Linked DNA regions of Mus musculus: region 2 is linked to region 1. A link is a loop called in an ENCODE intact Hi-C map of the cell type or tissue named here. Cell type or tissue: left cerebral cortex. All regions are shown on one strand. Links, peaks and the distances in the headings refer to the core of each region. The heading gives the core; the rest is flanking DNA. Region 1 overlaps Gm33599 (a long non-coding RNA gene). Region 2 holds the start of Pcsk2 (proprotein convertase subtilisin/kexin type 2).

Region 1 (8,335 bases), core at 32-8,031:
AAAACCATTATGGAGAAGTCCCAGCAGAGACTCACATGTTAAAGGATGTATGGAGTTAACAGAAATCCTCCAGGTTATCTGTTTCTATAACCACTTTTGGCTGTGACATTTAATTAAAACCAGAAGAGGGAGAGAGAAGCGTGCCAGCAGCGGGAGAGGAAGCAGTGTCTTCCTAAAGTTCATCTCAACGTGACCATGGAGATGTCCTCACTGCTCAAGATGAATGCCACTGAAGGGCTTACGCTTCCATAGCCGAAGCTGTCTCAGGGGATAGATCCTGTGGTGTTATTTCAGGCCTGGAATGGCTTTCTCAGCTTCTCTTTCTTAATTTGCTAGAGACTAATCCAGAAAAAAAAAATAATTAGAGTTGCTTCAATAATGTCTTTGCTTTACCACTTTCAATTAAGGACAAGAATAGAAGGGAAGAATAGAACGCACAACAGCGAAGCGCTGGTTTTTATGTCGCTGTTCCTCCATGCAAGCTTGCACAATATTTTCTTGGCTATTTTGAACTAATACGTCCTCCAGCTCTTTTATTTTGAGCTACTTCATTGGATGTGGTTAATGCATCAATTTACATGCTTAAGGTATGCAGTTTTGATACGTTCTAGAATACAACCATAGAGCAACCACATCCATTACCCAGTGTTTCCCTGCTTTTCAGAAACTCTCCCCTGGGCCCCTCCTGCTCCTCCTGAGACCCTTGTCCCAGGCAACCGTCCTCTCCTCTCTGTCACTCTGGGTTTCTTTATGTAAATGAATCTACATTGTATGTGCTCTATTTATCTGGCTTCCTTTACTCACCACAAGTTTATTTGATGCTCATCTGTATTGTGATATCTATAGGTAACACAATACTTTTTATTGCTAAGTGGTCTTAGAGTTTTCTAGACTATCAAGTCATATTGGGTGGGGGTGGGGAGATAGAGCAGTGACTCAGTGGTTAAGAGCACTAGCTGCTCTTCTAGAAATCCTGGCTGTGATTCTCAGCACCCACATGGTGACTCGCAAGAATCTGCTACTCCAGTTCTAGGGAATTTGACACTCTCTTCTGGGCCTCCATGGGCACCAGAAATGCATGTGTGCTGCTATTTTTTCAAACAAAGTTGAATAATGCCAGATCAGATACGACTGGTCATTTTAAAATATTTCTGTACTTATTCTTGTATCTTAAATATGTATCCATGAGGTAACATTTTATTTTGCCTCAGCTTCCCTCAGGATTTTTTTTTACATATTTCTTTTGTTTTTAAAATTATAATATAATGACATCATTTGTGTCTCCCCCTTTCTTCCCTTCAAACCCTCCTGTATGGGCTTCCTTGCTCTCTTCTAAATTTAAGACCTCTATTTTCATTAATTTTTGTTAAATACATACATACATACATACATACATACATACATACATACATACATACAGATGAAGATCTTGGCAGAAAAAGTGAACTTTAGGAAGAATGTCTAGTTTTCTTCTTCAAAGCAAACATGTTGAATGGACAAATGAAGACCACTTAGCAGAGAAGAGGTAAGGAGATATGCATTCATCGCATATGTATATATTCTTATGTATATCTAATATGTATATATTCTTATGTGATATATATATGATGTATATGCTTATATATCCTCACATATTACATACCTCCATATAAACCTTTTTGTGCATGCATGCACATTTGGAGCCTCCATGTGTCATTAAAATGCAAAATGCTCTTAAAGGCAGTTGTAGAGCTTTTTTTAAAAGCTAGAATGTCTGGTATATCCCACTTTGATATTTATTGTGAAGTATAAATATGACAGGGAAAAAAGAACGAATGCTTTTTTGTTGCAGAACAATTCAAAGACACGTAGTTATTTTTGCATCACACTTACTACGTTACTTTGCAAAGAGACTGTTTACCCACACAAAAAAGAAATTGATAGATTGAGCCAAGAACTAAAGGAAAAAACAAGAGTCCTGAGGTTCAGGGGAGAAACCAAGCTGAAGATCTGGGACGAGTGGAGCCTTGTGGTACAATATTTGCATAAAACATCCCAGAATTTACTTTGAGTTTACTTTGAGAAAGAACCCAGATGTCAAAGGGAAATGGTACACTGAACAAGTAAATCCATTTGTAGTGTCAACAACTCTGTAGTGATTTCAAGTCAAGATGCAGATATCTAAATTCATTAGCAAAAGAATGTTCATACTACGTTGGTGAAATTAAAATTTAACCAAATATATTATGGTGTGATCCATTTTAGTAAATAGATGCAAATGTGCTCATAAAAAGATATCTAGGGACTGGGGTGTTGCTCAATGGTAGAACACAGCTCTGTACGCATGAGGTTCAGGTTTAATCCTCAAGACCACAATAAAATCTAAAATTATAAAGATCAATATGTTAAAAGGAGTCATTTCTGCATGGTAGGATTACAGCTCAGTTTTAGTCTTTAAACTCTTCTATAGTCTCTGATTTTTTTTTACATTTGATATCTTAACGTTTTATAGTGAGACATTAAAACAAATAACGATGTTTTCACTGACATAAAATGCATTTCTCTTCCAAATCTGAGATCTTTTAATGGGCATACTTATCCGTGAGTTTACTGTTATGAAAGGCAACATGGATATTTGAGGGTATTTGAGTTTTGGTCTCAGTCTTGAATTAGGCAGTTTTGCATGTGAATGTGTGCATAACATTTTAAAACTTGCATTCACACACTTCTTTTGGTAGTAGAGAACATCCTGCAGCAAGGTGTGGAGGTCAGAGGACAACTTACAGCTTTCAGGTCTCCTTCTATCACGTGGGTCCTGCGGCTCAAACTCAGGTAGATAGACCTATCTGCCATCAGATAAGTGCCTTACCTACCATCTTGCTAGCCCATTCGTGACAAGGTTTAAAGATAATAAAGAGCTAGGTTGTTTGCATCCTCACAAGTTAATGTATATTGTTTTACACAGTGGTTATAAACTTATAGTAGGCAAATATATAGCTACAAAATTAAAGTTTATAAATATTTGCTAACACACATTTAAAAAATCCTTAATTGGTGAGCAGCATAGGTTCCTAATAGTTTGCTCATCTATATTTTATATGTGGTGTCTACAATTTCCATGAGTGTGTGTGTGGGGGGGGGTGTATTGCAGGATGCATGTTTATTTAAACAACTATCCCCATTTACCATTGTATAGCTATCCGCTTTATTTATATTAAGTCTTATGAGCTCCCAGGGATGACAATGAACTGCTGCTTCATTGCATTACAAAGAGTGGGAAGAGATGCATCTGCCTTAAAACGTGCTGTGCGTCCTCAGCTAGCGTTCTCAGGGTACCACAGAATGCGTGTGTGTGTGTGTGTGTGTGTGTGTGTGTGTGTGTGTGTCTGTGTGTGTGTGTGTGTGTGTGTGTGTGTGTGTGTGTGTGTGTGTGTGTGTGTGCAGAGCTGTGTGTCCTCAGCGAGTATTCTCAGGGTACCACAGTGTATGTGTGTGTGTGTGTGTGTGTGTGTGTGTGTGTGTGTGTGTGTGTGTGCAGAGCTGTGTGTCCTCAGTGAGTGTTCTCAGGGTACCACAGCGTGTGTGTGCACAGAGCGAATGTGGAGCAAGAATGATCTGGTGTAGCATTATCTTTTAATTGGAGTTTCTATTTCTGTCACTGTTTCATTTGCTCACATAATAGCTGAACCCACAGCAACTGGCAGAGGCATCACTGTTGATTTGGACAGTACACAAAAGGACACATGCAAAGTGTTGTGTTTGCAAAGAGACTTGGAGAGGAATTTAAAACTGCCTAGATTTTGCTTGGGGAACACATTCCATCTGAAAATAGCTAACCGCCTTTTATCCAAATGCCAGGAGTCCTTGCAACCAAGCAACACCTGAAGACTTGTCCCTCCTCAGCTTTTCTCCCCTTTCCTCTCACTTCTAGCTGAAGATTTTTTAAAATTTTTTTATGAGCTGAAAAGTATGTCTTTATACAACCAGCAAACAAGGAGAACAGAAATACTTTAAGCCCTCATATTTGTTGGGAGCTAATGACCAAAATCACGAGCCCATTAGAACATCAAATGTGAGCAAGAGACTGTGTCTTTACATAACGGAGACATTTTTTTTCTAATAAGTCTTGCCATTTGGCAGCAGTGCAGAGAGAGAAATGAAACATATTGAGCCTGTCTAGCCTAAGGAACTATATGGATAGCTGCTCTGCAGGCGTCTACATGAGCTACTGAAGAAAAGTGGCACTTTGTTCCCCAAAATTAAGTTCTGCCCTTAAGTTTGTTAGCTTTCCATTGCTATAACAAATACCCAAGACAATCACTTAATACATATTTCATTAAATTATTGGTTAGTCCTTGTAGTACATCTTGGCAAGCACATATGCTGAAAGAAAGCCGCCCACCTCACAGCTGAGGTCTCATCCGAGAATAGTGCTCCCACCAACTAAAGGTGAGCCCTAAGCTCACTGTTTCTTAACTTATTCACTGTCCATACCACTCACTGCCCCCTCCTGGTTAGCCCCTCCCACAATGCTTCCCCCACCCCCTTCCCCTTTTCCTCTGAGCAGGTCCCCCTGGGTATCTCTCCACCCTAGCACTTCAAGTCTTTGTGAGGCTAGGTGCTTCCTCTCCCACTGAGGCCAGACAAGGCAGACAAGCTAGAAGAACATATCGCATATACAGGCAACAGCTTTTGGGATAGCCCCCACTCCAGTTGTCCAGGACCCACATGAAGACTAAACTGTACATCTGCTACATGTATGTGGGGAAGCCTAGGTCCAACCCATGTATGTTCTCTGGTTGGTAGTTTAGTCTCTGAGAGCCACACTGGTTCAGGTTAGTTGGTCTTCCTGTGTAGTCCCTACCCCCTTAGGGGCTGCTATCCTTCCACCTATTCTTCCATAAGAGTCTCCAAGGTCCATCTACTGTTTGGCTGTGGGTGTCTGTATCTGAGTCAGCTGGTGGGTTGGGCCTCTCAGAGATCAGCCATGCCAGACTCCTGTCTGCAAGCATAACAGATAATCATTAATAGTTTCAGGGATTGGTGATTGCCCATGGGATGGGTTTCAAGTTGGGCTGGTTATTCATTGGCCATTCTCTCCATCACTTTTCTATCCTCAACCCCTACATTTCTTATAGCCAGGATAAATTTTGAGTCAAAAGTTTTGTGCATGGTTGGTGTCCCTTTTGTTCCACCAGGGTTCCTGCCAAGCCAGAGGAAGCAGCCTCCCCAGACTTCATATCCCCAAAGCTGTGAGTCACAGCTAGAGATACCACCATTAATTCTTCGGCACCTCCCCTATCCCAGGTCTCCATCTCTTCCTGGAGATGCCCCCTACCTCCTCCTCTCTGTCAGCTGCAGACTAATGTGCCACCACCTGCCAGTAATAACAAACCAAGTGGTTCTCAATCTTCCTAATGCTTCAGCCCTTTAATACAGTTCCGCATGCTGTGGTGAACCCCAACCATAAAAATTATTTTCCTTGATACTTTATAAATGTAAGTTTGCTACAGTTATGAATTGTAATATAAATATCTGTATTTTCCAATGGTGGCCCCCGTGAAAGGGTCATTTGACTCCAAAGGGTCAAAAGTTGAGAACCACTGCTCTAACACATGGGCATCTTAGGGGATATTTCCAGATGCAAGCTATGGCACCTTAGAAAAAGCCAATTGTGTTTGTTCCCAAACTTGCTTATGCTGGTTGCCTAATTCATGAAATTATACAAGCTCTTTAAATGTCACGTAAAACTAATGAAATATGCATGTAGAAAGGCTTCTTTTTTAATAAAACTCAGTTGTACATACTTGGGGGAAAATTTTAATGTAAGTGAATAACTTTTAAAATGCTGCTCCAAATGAAAAAAAAAAAGACTACCCAAAAAAAAAAAAAAAAAGATTCAGAAAAGTGTTAAAAGTAGAAAATTCTGAGGTCACAACCTCATCATTTCTCCTGTTGCCATTACAAGCTAGAAACTAACGTAAGAGGCTTTTCATGGAGACAAGACTGAAGGCAGTACTGTTTTTAAAGAAAATCAGAGCTCCTGTCATCCAACTTAGGAGATGGTTGCGGAGAACCACCAACCCAAGGCCAGCCTGGAGACATGGTGAGAACCTGTCTCCAAAGAAGATAAGGAATCACAGCTTCAACACAGAAGCACTCCCTGCAAGCTGCACGAAGCAGTCACGGGCCTCTGAATTCTCTGAATTAACTCACTGTTCAAGTTCTTCTTGGTCCTGTTCACAGAGACTCTTATCCAATGGTCAAAGTGTGAACAAATGGATTTGTATATTCCATGAAAAATTTTAATATGTGGACAAGTTTGAAGATTGCTATATAACATTGCTTCTCCAGTGGTACTGTATACACCTGAGAGTGTGTATTGGTGAAATACAGATGGTGTTCTCTAAGTCTGCTGGATTCCCAGTTAAAAGGGCCTAGCAAACACAGAAGTGGATGCTCACAGTCAGCTAATGGATGGATCACAGGGCTCCCAATGGAGGAGCTAGAGAAAGTACCCAAGGAGCTAAAGGGATCTGCAACCCTATAGGTGGAACAACATTATGAACTAACCAGTACCCCGGAGCTCTTGACTCTAGCTGCATATGTATCAAAAGATGGCCTAGTCGGCCATCACTGGAAAGAGAGGCGCATTGGACACGCAAACTTTATATGCCCCAGTACAGGGGAACGCCAGGGCCAAAACGGGGGAGTGGGTGGGTAGGGGAGTGGGGGTGGGTGGCTATGGGGGACTTTTGGTATAGCATTGGAAATGTAAATGAGCTAAATACCTAATAAAAAATGGAAAAGAAAAAAAAAGAAATCACATGTTTGTGACAGATGAGAAATTCAAGGATGGGCCACCTGCAGGCTGGAGACCCTGGAATGCTGAGATCACCGCTCCACCCAAGTCTGAAGGCTTTGTAATCGGGGAAACGTATCACATACCTCTGAATTCAAGCCAAAAATCTCAGAATCCAGAAAGAGGTTAACTAGTCTAGATGTTTTGGAGACCAAAGAGCCTAAACTTTTGAAGGCCAAGGCAGGAAACAAACGTGTCCTCACTAATATAGATAGGACCAGTTGGCCTTGTGTATTTGTTCTCTTTGGGCTGAATGTACCTGCCTGCATTGTGGGTAGGGTTCTGCACAACTAACAAGTCCCGAAGTGATACTGTTGGTCCAGTAAGCACACATTGAGTGACCACATCTTGAACTTCTACTCAAAGATATTCTCTGTCATCCACCTGACAGTGGGTGACTTCCTTATTCCTTCCTTTGACGTTAAAGTAGTGTGATGGCTAAGGGTCCTCTTGAACAGACTTGTACACAATCTCACATGGGTTTGAGCCAATCACTTGCTAACAGAGGCCATACGTTTGTTAGACTCACACTACTTCTCCACCTTCAACTTCAGGATCTGAAAACAGCACATGGATTGGAAGCCAGGTACCAGAGTCTGCAGAATGCTTGTTGGTAAAAAGCTTTGATATAAGTGAACGTTCACAGTACTACATGTTCAGGGGTCTGGATTGGAAGAGGACTATCGTTTCTGAGAGAGAATTGTCGCAGACACAAAGAATGACTTGAATATCAAATTCCATTTCAGAAATTGGAAATGTTGAACTCTATATAAGTCTTGAAATGACTGGACTGAACTTACTATTAAGCTTCCCATGAAGAGGTTTGCATAAGTGTGGAATTCATAAGGAGAATTGTAGCTGGACATGGTGGCATGTATCTATCATCACAGTGCTAGGGAGGCAGCAATGGCGGCAGTGATGGAGGAGGAAGAGAAGGAAGAGGAAAGAAGGAAATACATATATAAACATACTGGGCTGTTGAAGGGATAAGTCAGTGCAGTAGAGGAACCCTGGCTCCCAACACACAACCTATAGAGAGGAAAACATCGTGCCTTTGCACAACTGGAAGTATCTATCACAGCCTAAGCATTTTACCTCTGTTCACTCTTTTGCCTACTAAATGTCCTCACCAACCTTGTTCTATCACTGAAACTCCTGCAAAACTCTGTAAGAAACACAGCCACGAATTCCAAATTAAGCGATCACATAGTCCACAGCTTTCCAAACATATTTCTACAGACTATATTGTTTTGCACCTTACAACTACTGTCCCAGCCACATGCAGTTATTTATCTTATACACATGAGGAAGCCAAGACTCAAAGGAGGTCAGCCACCTGCCCAAGTTCACAGGCATGGGAAGGAGCAGTATTCAGAACAAACATCCAGCCAGATTCCCTTTGTTTTTCACACTAATGATCAATTGACTGGCCTGGATGGGCCTCATCATTCATATCTGATTTCTTTCTCACACAGGGCACCCAACCCCTTCTAG
Region 2 (8,335 bases), core at 167-8,166, 73 kb after region 1:
ATCTAAAGACAGTGAAGAGCAACATGTTTCTAATTTTCCAAAGAAGATTAAAAGAAACCTTGGTCCTCATTGTTTAGCTCCTTCAAATACTATCAAAATAATAGGAGCTAAAATAGAAGAAACAAATTTTTCAACACTTTGGAAAATAAGAAAGCAAGTACCTTTGTTTCTGAAGAGTTGATTAGTCTGAGTTAATCTGAGGATTTGTTGATGAAGTTGCAAAGAAAACACCACCTAACATTCTCTGGACTGACTGCTTTCCCGACAGTAAAATGCTTGGTAAATTGCCATGCGTTCACCCCACTGTATTAATTTAAGATGACTTAGAAAACAAACGCCATCTGAAGATTCTCAGCTTAAGGAAAAATAGACTTAGATCACTTAAGGAAAAACACATTAAATTGGTAAAAAGATATAGGAATTTGAGAGAAGAGCACCCACATGCCAGTAATGTGTAGGCATGAGTATAACCTGCGCATGTGAGTTAAATGTATCAAGAGCCTGAATCTTATACCACAGCAAGTGCAAAAGGATCCACGCCACACCATGGAAAAGTGTGGTGCAAGCGTTAACTGGGAGAGGGACATGGGTGATCAGAATGTGGCAGAAACATAGAGAGGAGATAACTGTTTGTGGAAATCTTGAGAATGGGTATGTGTAGCAAAACAGGAAGGACGGAGATGACAGGATGATGGGATGAATCTACCAGCAAGACACAATAGCACAGTATGTTCACAGAAAGGCCATGCTACCAAGTGAGGTGGTGTTGCTGCATTTGAAGTGTCAAATGAACACCACAAAAATGGCAACACACTTTGGTTTGATAAGATTGTGTATTTTTTTTTAAATCGGTTATTTTTTTTTAGCCCAGATTAGCCTTCAAACTCACAATTCTCCTGCCTCCAATCCCAACTGCTGAGATTAAAGATATACACCTTCTGTCTAGATTCAGTCAGGACTCTATTTAAATTATGACTTTAAGACATTCATATCTATTTCCCCCCTGGTTCCACTACAGTCTATGTAAGAAAAAATGACAGCAAAATTAGATACCTTCTGCGGTGGTTCAAACAATATGCACAGGTCCAGAAGTTCCTCCTATGGATGACTATGGTTTGCCCTGTTCCCCGTCTCTGACATAGCAGATTTTCCTCGACTTGATAGTGTGTGGATCTGAATTCTTCTTCCTAGAGAGTCTGAATACACCTGGATGGAAAAATCACAATCTTGTCCCAGGTAGTTTTTATTCTTGTAAATGTGAGTGTGTGTGTGTGTGAGTGTGTGTGTGTGTGTGTGTGTGTGTGTGTGTGTGTGTGTGTGTGAGTGTGTGTGTGTGTGTGTGTGTGTGTGTGTGTGTGTGTGTGTGTTTATGAAACGGAAATATTCTGATCATTGTAAAATATCTTCAACAAGATATTTGGGGTTGGTGACACATATTAGCACCAACCTATGTTGTTGCTACAGCTATAACAGAAAATAAAATAAAAGACTCAAAGATCTTAATGGTTTTCATATCTGATACTGACTATTAACACTTGTCAGCTATTTCCTCAAGTCCACCAGCTTAGGTGCATGTAAGAAGGGTTGGAGGAGGTTTGTGAACAGTGATCTCTTAGCCATGGCAATGCTGTCAACACCTCTGGAGCTGAAAATGCTTTATACCACACTATGGGCTTTAGCATCTCTGAAAGCACAGTTCAGGATCTAAGGATGCCTAAACTCACTGTTTCCACAGGTGGAGCAATACGGGTTTACAGAGATTCTATGGTTTGGCCAAGTGGCCACTGTTGACAGGCACAGCAGAACTTGCAGTGGTTTCTGCGTCAGTCCTTAGACCCACTAATGCTACCTCTTTGTCTCCTTCTCTCTCCAGCTGGCTTTCTCTGTCTAAGTCTACTGATATTAGAAAAGAGTTTGGGTAATAATACTTCTCTAGGAGAGCAAATTTGTGCACGCTGAAGGTGTATTTACATTTCAAATACCAATCAAATATTTCAATGTATTTCCTCTACTGGCTTATAGTAAGTACTTAAGTGTATTAAAAATTTAGCCTTTGCATCACAAAAGTTCTGTTTTAATTCTTCTGTGCTGACAGTATTGTGATAAATTATACACTACATGAACTACTCCAGACTTCAGGGCATCGGAATGCTGGCTCAGCGGCTAAGAGCACTTATTGCTCTTATAGAGGACCCAGTTCCCATTCCTAGCACCCACATCATAGCTCACAATTGTAACTCCAGTTCTAGAGGGTCTAATGCCTTCTCCCTGACCTCAGAAGGCAGTAGGTACACACATGGTTTACATACATGCACAAAGGCAAGAAACTCAAATACTCAAATGTAATTTTTTGTTGTTGATTTTTTGTTTTTTGTTTTTTTTTTTTTGTTTTTTGGGTTTTTTTGTTTTTATTTTTGTTTTGTTTTTTTTTTTACAAAAGACAACAAACTTCAATCAGTTATCAGGTTTTATTCAAACTGTATCTGGTTTTATAGCTTTAGTTATTTAAAATATAGACTTGCATCTTAATTCACTTGTCTGTTTGCTGTAACAAACTACCTCAAACTGTATGAATAATGAAAAGATTTCTCCCAGTTTGGGATATTAAGAAGTCCAAAAGCATGACATTAGTACCTGGCCAGTCTTCTTGCTTTTCACCCTGTCATGATAGAGAGCATCCCTTAAGAAGATAATAAAAGCTACTCAGGAAAAGTTTGCTTGTGTGCTAGAGTCACTTCCTCTCTCACTAAATAACTCATTAATCTACAACTGAAGTAGCCCACTCATGAGGGCAGAATCCTCATTATCCAGCTACCTCAACAGCCCCACCACCTCCCACCACTGCCACCAAGAGAATCAAATTTCAATAAGATTTCCAGGTGAGATTAACCATGGTGGTAGATTGAGCACACACTGGCATTTCATCCTTGGAGTTTATTTAGGAAATGAAGCATTGCTCAGTGGTTCCAGAGAAATTAATACGTAGTCTAAACAGATGGTAATTTCAGAGAGATTTAGATACATTAGCACTGCTATTTCCCAGCACCTATAATCTTCCAAATTGACTTATTTGATGCTCTTCAGATCTGTTTTCTAAAGGCTTGGATTTGTATCTCTGTGGCTGCTTTTGAAATGTTCTCTCCAGTGGTGAATTACCTAATGCAACGCTCACATTTGGTGCTATTTTTCTCAAATGACAATACAGAACAGGAGGGACCATGTGGTTATTGCTTCACACTAAACCAGTACTTTGGCTCAAAACGTGGATGAACTGTAAGGAAGACAAAAGTAGAGGAAAAGTTGAAGGCCTCTGGGTAAGGAATCCTTGTGCTATAGCCCGATCTGGGTGATGTGGTACAACATAGTGATAATAAGAAAGCATTCCTGGCAGAAATGAGCTAATGTGTGCAGCTCCAAGCCGAGGCTTCCAGGCTGATCTGTTAGTTCATTAATAATTTTCTAAAACCCTTGCTTCCATTCTGGAATCCTCGCTACCAAACCTCCCCATTGCCTTTCCTGGTTGTCTTAAAGGAATTCAATCAAAATTGAAGATGTGGTATGCTGAAGACTACAGCTGGATAGAACCCATCCGCAGAGCTTGCTTATACTTCTCTAGCAATGCTGGGGAGTAGCTAAGTCAGTGAAGACGATGTGCCTTGTACAGTAAGCATTCTCCTGTCCACCATTCCTGTGTCTCCTGTATACACTGTGATTTTGTGCTAAGGAGGAGAGTGGGGTGGGTGTAGCTGGGTGTGGTGTCAAGTCAAGTAAGTCTCTCTCTCTCTCTCTCTCTCTCTCTCTCTTTCCCTTTTCTTCCGCTCTTTCCCATGAAAAAGCATCTTCCTGACTATCCAATTTATAACAGGACTTTTTTTTTAAACTTTGGTGTTAAATGGTAAAAAAACGATGTAAATATACTCCATAACAGCTAATATTTACATTACTTAGAGCAATGGTTCTCAGTTCCTTACAGCAGACTGGATCTACTTCCTTACACTAGAGCAAGAAGGGGAAGTCAGACCTCAGCAGTTAACTGGACCTGGACAACAGCTGCCCCCTGCCTACTCAGCCTAAATTATCATGCAGCCAGACTCTTAGCAGGAATCCTGACCTACGCCTGGGATGGATGACTATACCTCCTTAAACTCTGACATTCTTGGTCCTGATGCAGCCCCAAACCCAGAGTCTAAGAATCTGTCTCCCAGCATAAGCATCACGTCTCCCTTGGCAGTCTTGGGATGCAGGTGCAGCGCTGACTCTAGAGGAGTCTCTAATAGCCATCGCAGGTGGGGGGAGGGCAGTCCGGACTCCCGCTGGACTGCCAGATGTTTAGTTTCTGGCCTCCTTGGAGCACCGGGAAAAGAACAGAGAAAAAGCTCCTTCCTGCCCCCATGAGTCACCTCTAGAAGGATGCTCTTCCCAGCCTGGGATTTGCCCAAAGTGGAGGGGGCGGGAAGGATCAAATTTGCTTTGTTATTGGGAGAATGGGAGAGGTGTGGAGAGGGAAAGAGAGGAGAAAGAAGTGAGAGGAGGGAAGACAGGGGAAGGGAAGAGAGAAAAGAGAGGAGAGTTGTTTTGTAGCTCAGACTAGCAAAGAAGAGCAACAGGGAGCGGCCGGCCGGCCGGGGGCCCCCCCGCTCCCCTCGGGGCCTCTGAAGCGGCACGCACCGTAATTCCCTGCCCGGAGCTGTGCAGATTTCCACAAACAATGACATCACCGGGCGCCGGCAGTGGGTGGCAGCGGGGGGGATTTTCCTGGGCGCGCAGCGGTCGGGCGGAGCAAAGCCGCTCCGAGCTGGCGGGGGCGCGGGCTCGCGGCGCCCCCGGGGACCCGGGCAGCCAGCTGGGCAGGGGAGGGCGGGGGCGGGCGGGGGCGGGCTCGGGGCGGCCCGGGGCGGGGCCCGCCGATCCTCTGGCCTCCATTGGCCGCTGGCGGGCGCGCGTCACCCGGGCTGGCGCTCGCCTCCAGCCCTCTAGAATTGGAGCCGAGGAGGAGCTGAAAATGCAGATTTAGCATCAAGCACAGACACACACTAGCTCTTTCTCTCGGGTACACACAGCTCCGCACATTCGCACCCCTGCCAGCCAGCCGGGCTGCGCGACTCCCCGGCTTCCCTGGCAGCCAGCTGCTGGTGGACAGCGTACAGATTTGCTGTTTGCCAAGCTTCTTTTCTGCCTCTTTTGCTATACAAAGATTTTTTTTTTTAAAAAAAAAAAAAAAGAAAAACAGAAACAAAAACTACATACCTATTTTTTATTTGCATCTTCCCTCTTCGTCCCCTGCTCCACCACCCTGCGCGCCTCACAGCCCCACTTTTCACTCCCAAAGAAGGATGGAGGGCGGTTGTGGATCCCAGTGGAAGGCGGCCGGGTTCCTCTTCTGTGTGATGGTTTTTGCGTCTGCCGAGAGACCCGTCTTCACGAATCATTTTCTTGTGGAGTTGCATAAAGACGGAGAGGAAGAGGCTCGCCAAGTTGCAGCAGAACACGGCTTTGGAGTCCGAAAGGTAAGATTTTTTTTCCATACATTTCACATGTTGTTTCCAGAGGAGGGACAGCCTTGCGCAATCTCGTTGCAGATTTGCAAGTTTTCTGTCTTTTTATGCTATGCAGCTATTCTGCCATCGGTTCTCAAACACGACATTGCCTCCGGTGATCTTTCATGGGTTATGTAATTAAAATGTCCTTCATCTGTATTAGAAAGGTCAGAGAAATAATTTGTTGGTGTTTGACTTGGTGGGGGCAAAATAAGACCGCACCTTACAAAGGATGCTGTGCGCCCCGGCTGCTGTCCGAGGTACCAAGTTCTCCAGGCTGCCTAGGGACAGAGGGATAGAGTCCAGAGCAGCTGGGCTTACGTCGACTGCTTTGCCAGGGAAGTCTCCCAGCCCCCCACGCCCCGGAGAAAGAATAGTTTCCCACCGACATGGCTCAAAGATCGAGCGTTGCAGTTCACCTCAGTTTTCCGACCCACGCCTAAGGACTTCCCTCCCAGCGACTTTCAGTCCCTGCTTTTTTCCCCAGTGGACAAGAGCTTTCTGACTTGGAAACAAGGACGGAGTTCTCTGTCCAAAACGAGTGCTGAACTTGTGCGCTTTGGCTCCTGCCCACGACCTCCCACTCCAGAAGCGCACTCCTGTTTGGAGAGTTCTTAATTTGCTTCTTTAGGACACCTCGCTGCCAAGAGAGATGGATTCTGAGGGGGATTCCCCCCGGAAAAGTCGAGGTGTCCTCTCCTGATGTGTGGGCAGCCAGCGCGGTTTTCCCCAGAGAGCACGGGGATCCCCATTCCAAGAAGTTGTCCAAGTTGAACTGTTTGGATAAGATTTCGAGCTTTGGGTGCCTCTGGCAACCTCTGGATAAGTTAGGGTACTCGTCCTGCGGGGAACAGAGGAGAATAATTCATTTGGCGGGGAGCATGCCTGACCTGCTCTTCCTGCGAAATATCTGTATCCCAGATCTGGAGTGTCCTTAGGGGACCTGGCACCGCTAGGGGAGAGTGAGGATGCAAGGAGAAGCCAGTCTGAGGGGAATGGAAGGTCAAAGGATGCAGCTTGGTACCCGTGGGCTGTCCCCTCCCTCCTGATCCCACAAGAAAAGAGGCTTGAGAGAGCATTGGGTTCCCTCCCTAGAAGGGCAACACAGGCTGGTCTCCTCTGTCAGAACTTCCTATGTCTCTTGCCGAGTTCCCAGCTACTAGGATGACTCCTTCAGGAGCGCAGGGCTCTCCCGCCTACACTCACCAGCGGCGCGGCGGGCGCGTATTCTACCTCAGCTGTGTTTGGCAGCGAGTTTCACAGAGGTCCTGGAAGAAGCGCAGGTCTGCGGGTGGCGCGCGGGCGGGTCTCACACACCTAGAACTAGTTGCTCCCGAGAAGAGAAGTGTGGGTGGAGCAGGGGAAACCAGGTTCCTGTTGATAGAACAGTCTCCTGGCCTCCTGGCCCACGGAGACTTCTTTCAAACGACATTCAACCCTGAAACAAGCTGATACCCCACCTAACCCCGCTCCGCCCTCCTCCCCCCATTGGCAAAATCCAGCGTCCTAGCGGCATTGGCAATGAGTGATTATAGTTAGCTGATATCTGACTGTGAGATCTTGCATACTTTCCCTTTTGAAAAAAAAAAGATTTATCTCATCGTGTGGGGGGGTGGTGGGGGGGGTGTAGGTTGGAACTGGGATTACCGAAGGTTGTGAACTGCTCCGTGTGAGCACCTGTATGCACCCTTAACCCATGAGTTCTCTTTCCAGCCTGCTTAGATGCATTCGTATTTAATATCAACAGCTGCAAGAATGCTTCTGTTATTAGAAAACCCTTGCTAGGTGTTGACAGGGCTTTATGGCTGGGCTACCCTACGAAGGGAAGAGGCAGCAAGATCTTTAATTCTTCTATACCTGTGTAACCCTACCTGTGGGTACCTTCTGTGTCAGCCCTTTCTGACAAGGAAGGAAACCCATCTGCTGCAATGGTTTTCCATCTCCTTTTTCTTTCCCCCTGGAAAACACATTCTTGAGATCTGATGCTAAAAACCTAATGAAAGGTAGGTGTAACTGAGCCTGATAATGGCTAACCCTGTCAATTTTTCAATATATTTTTTTTTCCTAATGGGAATGAATAACTCAGTGAGTGCTTAACGGTTGTGATGGTGAGATTGAAGCCAGGAAATATAAAGGTAATCTTATGGTTTATCAGCAATTTGGTTCGACTTTGAACAGAAAGACACATATACTTTGGGGTTAACTATTTCTCCTCATTCCATTCTTTCTTGGAGAGGAGGTCACTGACTGATTTTGTATTGCAATATCAAGCTGCAATCCTCAGCTATGAAGAACAGGCTTTCGATTTGGTGTCTCCTTTTTCCTCTCCTTGTCCTCTCAGATAGTACCTCCTAACCAAATCCTAGTCTTTTGCCCTGATACGTATTCAAAGGCTAACCCATGTATGACAAGGTACTTGTGCCTGAAGAAGCTTTGTGGTGCAATGCCCAGAGAGCATTGAGCCCTCCAATGAGCCTTTTTTTTTCCTTCTTTGAAGGATCACATGCTGTTGATCCTTCAAGACCTGGACCTAAATCTTGCCTGATGCTACAGCCATAAAGAGCTTCCCTTCTCCCAGCTGCCCACAAGGCAGGAACAGCCACTGCCCTCTGTCCTACCCTCAGTCACTCATGGGAACCTAAGTATTCAGAGCCAATGTCCTCTGTATTCCTGGCTTCTTTGCCTTATCCAGTCAACTGCTGTGCTTGACGGCCCTTAATGTATTCGTATGACTGTTTCCCAGGCACTGTCCTCTCTTGGTCTCTTTGCACTGCTCTATACTTGTCCCAACTTCTTAT

What was found. Peaks named below come from ENCODE experiments on the same cell type or tissue, not always from the same donor. Only the 100,000 strongest peaks of a DNase experiment are listed, where the experiment ranks them.
Region 2: a loop joins it to region 1, with 5 times the contacts of the local background. A loop is called at or near these places in 2 of 42 quality-filtered maps.

The regions. Positions count from the first base shown.
Region 1 is chr2:143,467,906-143,476,240 of GRCm38, forward strand. All of the region lies in intron 2 of Gm33599 (a long non-coding RNA gene), which reads right to left. Among named protein-coding and RNA genes, the nearest start is that of Gm33599, 15 kb to the right of the region's middle. In left cerebral cortex, for the core only: no CTCF peak of the experiment used is centred there; DNase peaks (open chromatin) are centred at 1,026, 3,747 and 4,080.
Region 2 is chr2:143,541,158-143,549,492 of GRCm38, forward strand. Pcsk2 (proprotein convertase subtilisin/kexin type 2) reads left to right here and starts at 4,976. Exons shown (of 12, transcript NM_008792.4): 1 at 4,976-5,507. The coding sequence starts at 5,334. It overlaps Pcsk2os1 (proprotein convertase subtilisin/kexin type 2, opposite strand 1), which reads right to left and starts at 6,680. Exons shown (of 3, transcript NR_040354.1): 1 at 5,248-6,680; 2 at 1,054-1,206. In left cerebral cortex, for the core only: CTCF peaks have their summits at 4,655 and 4,935; DNase peaks (open chromatin) are centred at 4,452, 4,743, 4,991, 5,346 and 3 more places; H3K4me3 peaks cover 4,105 bases; H3K27ac peaks cover 3,768 bases.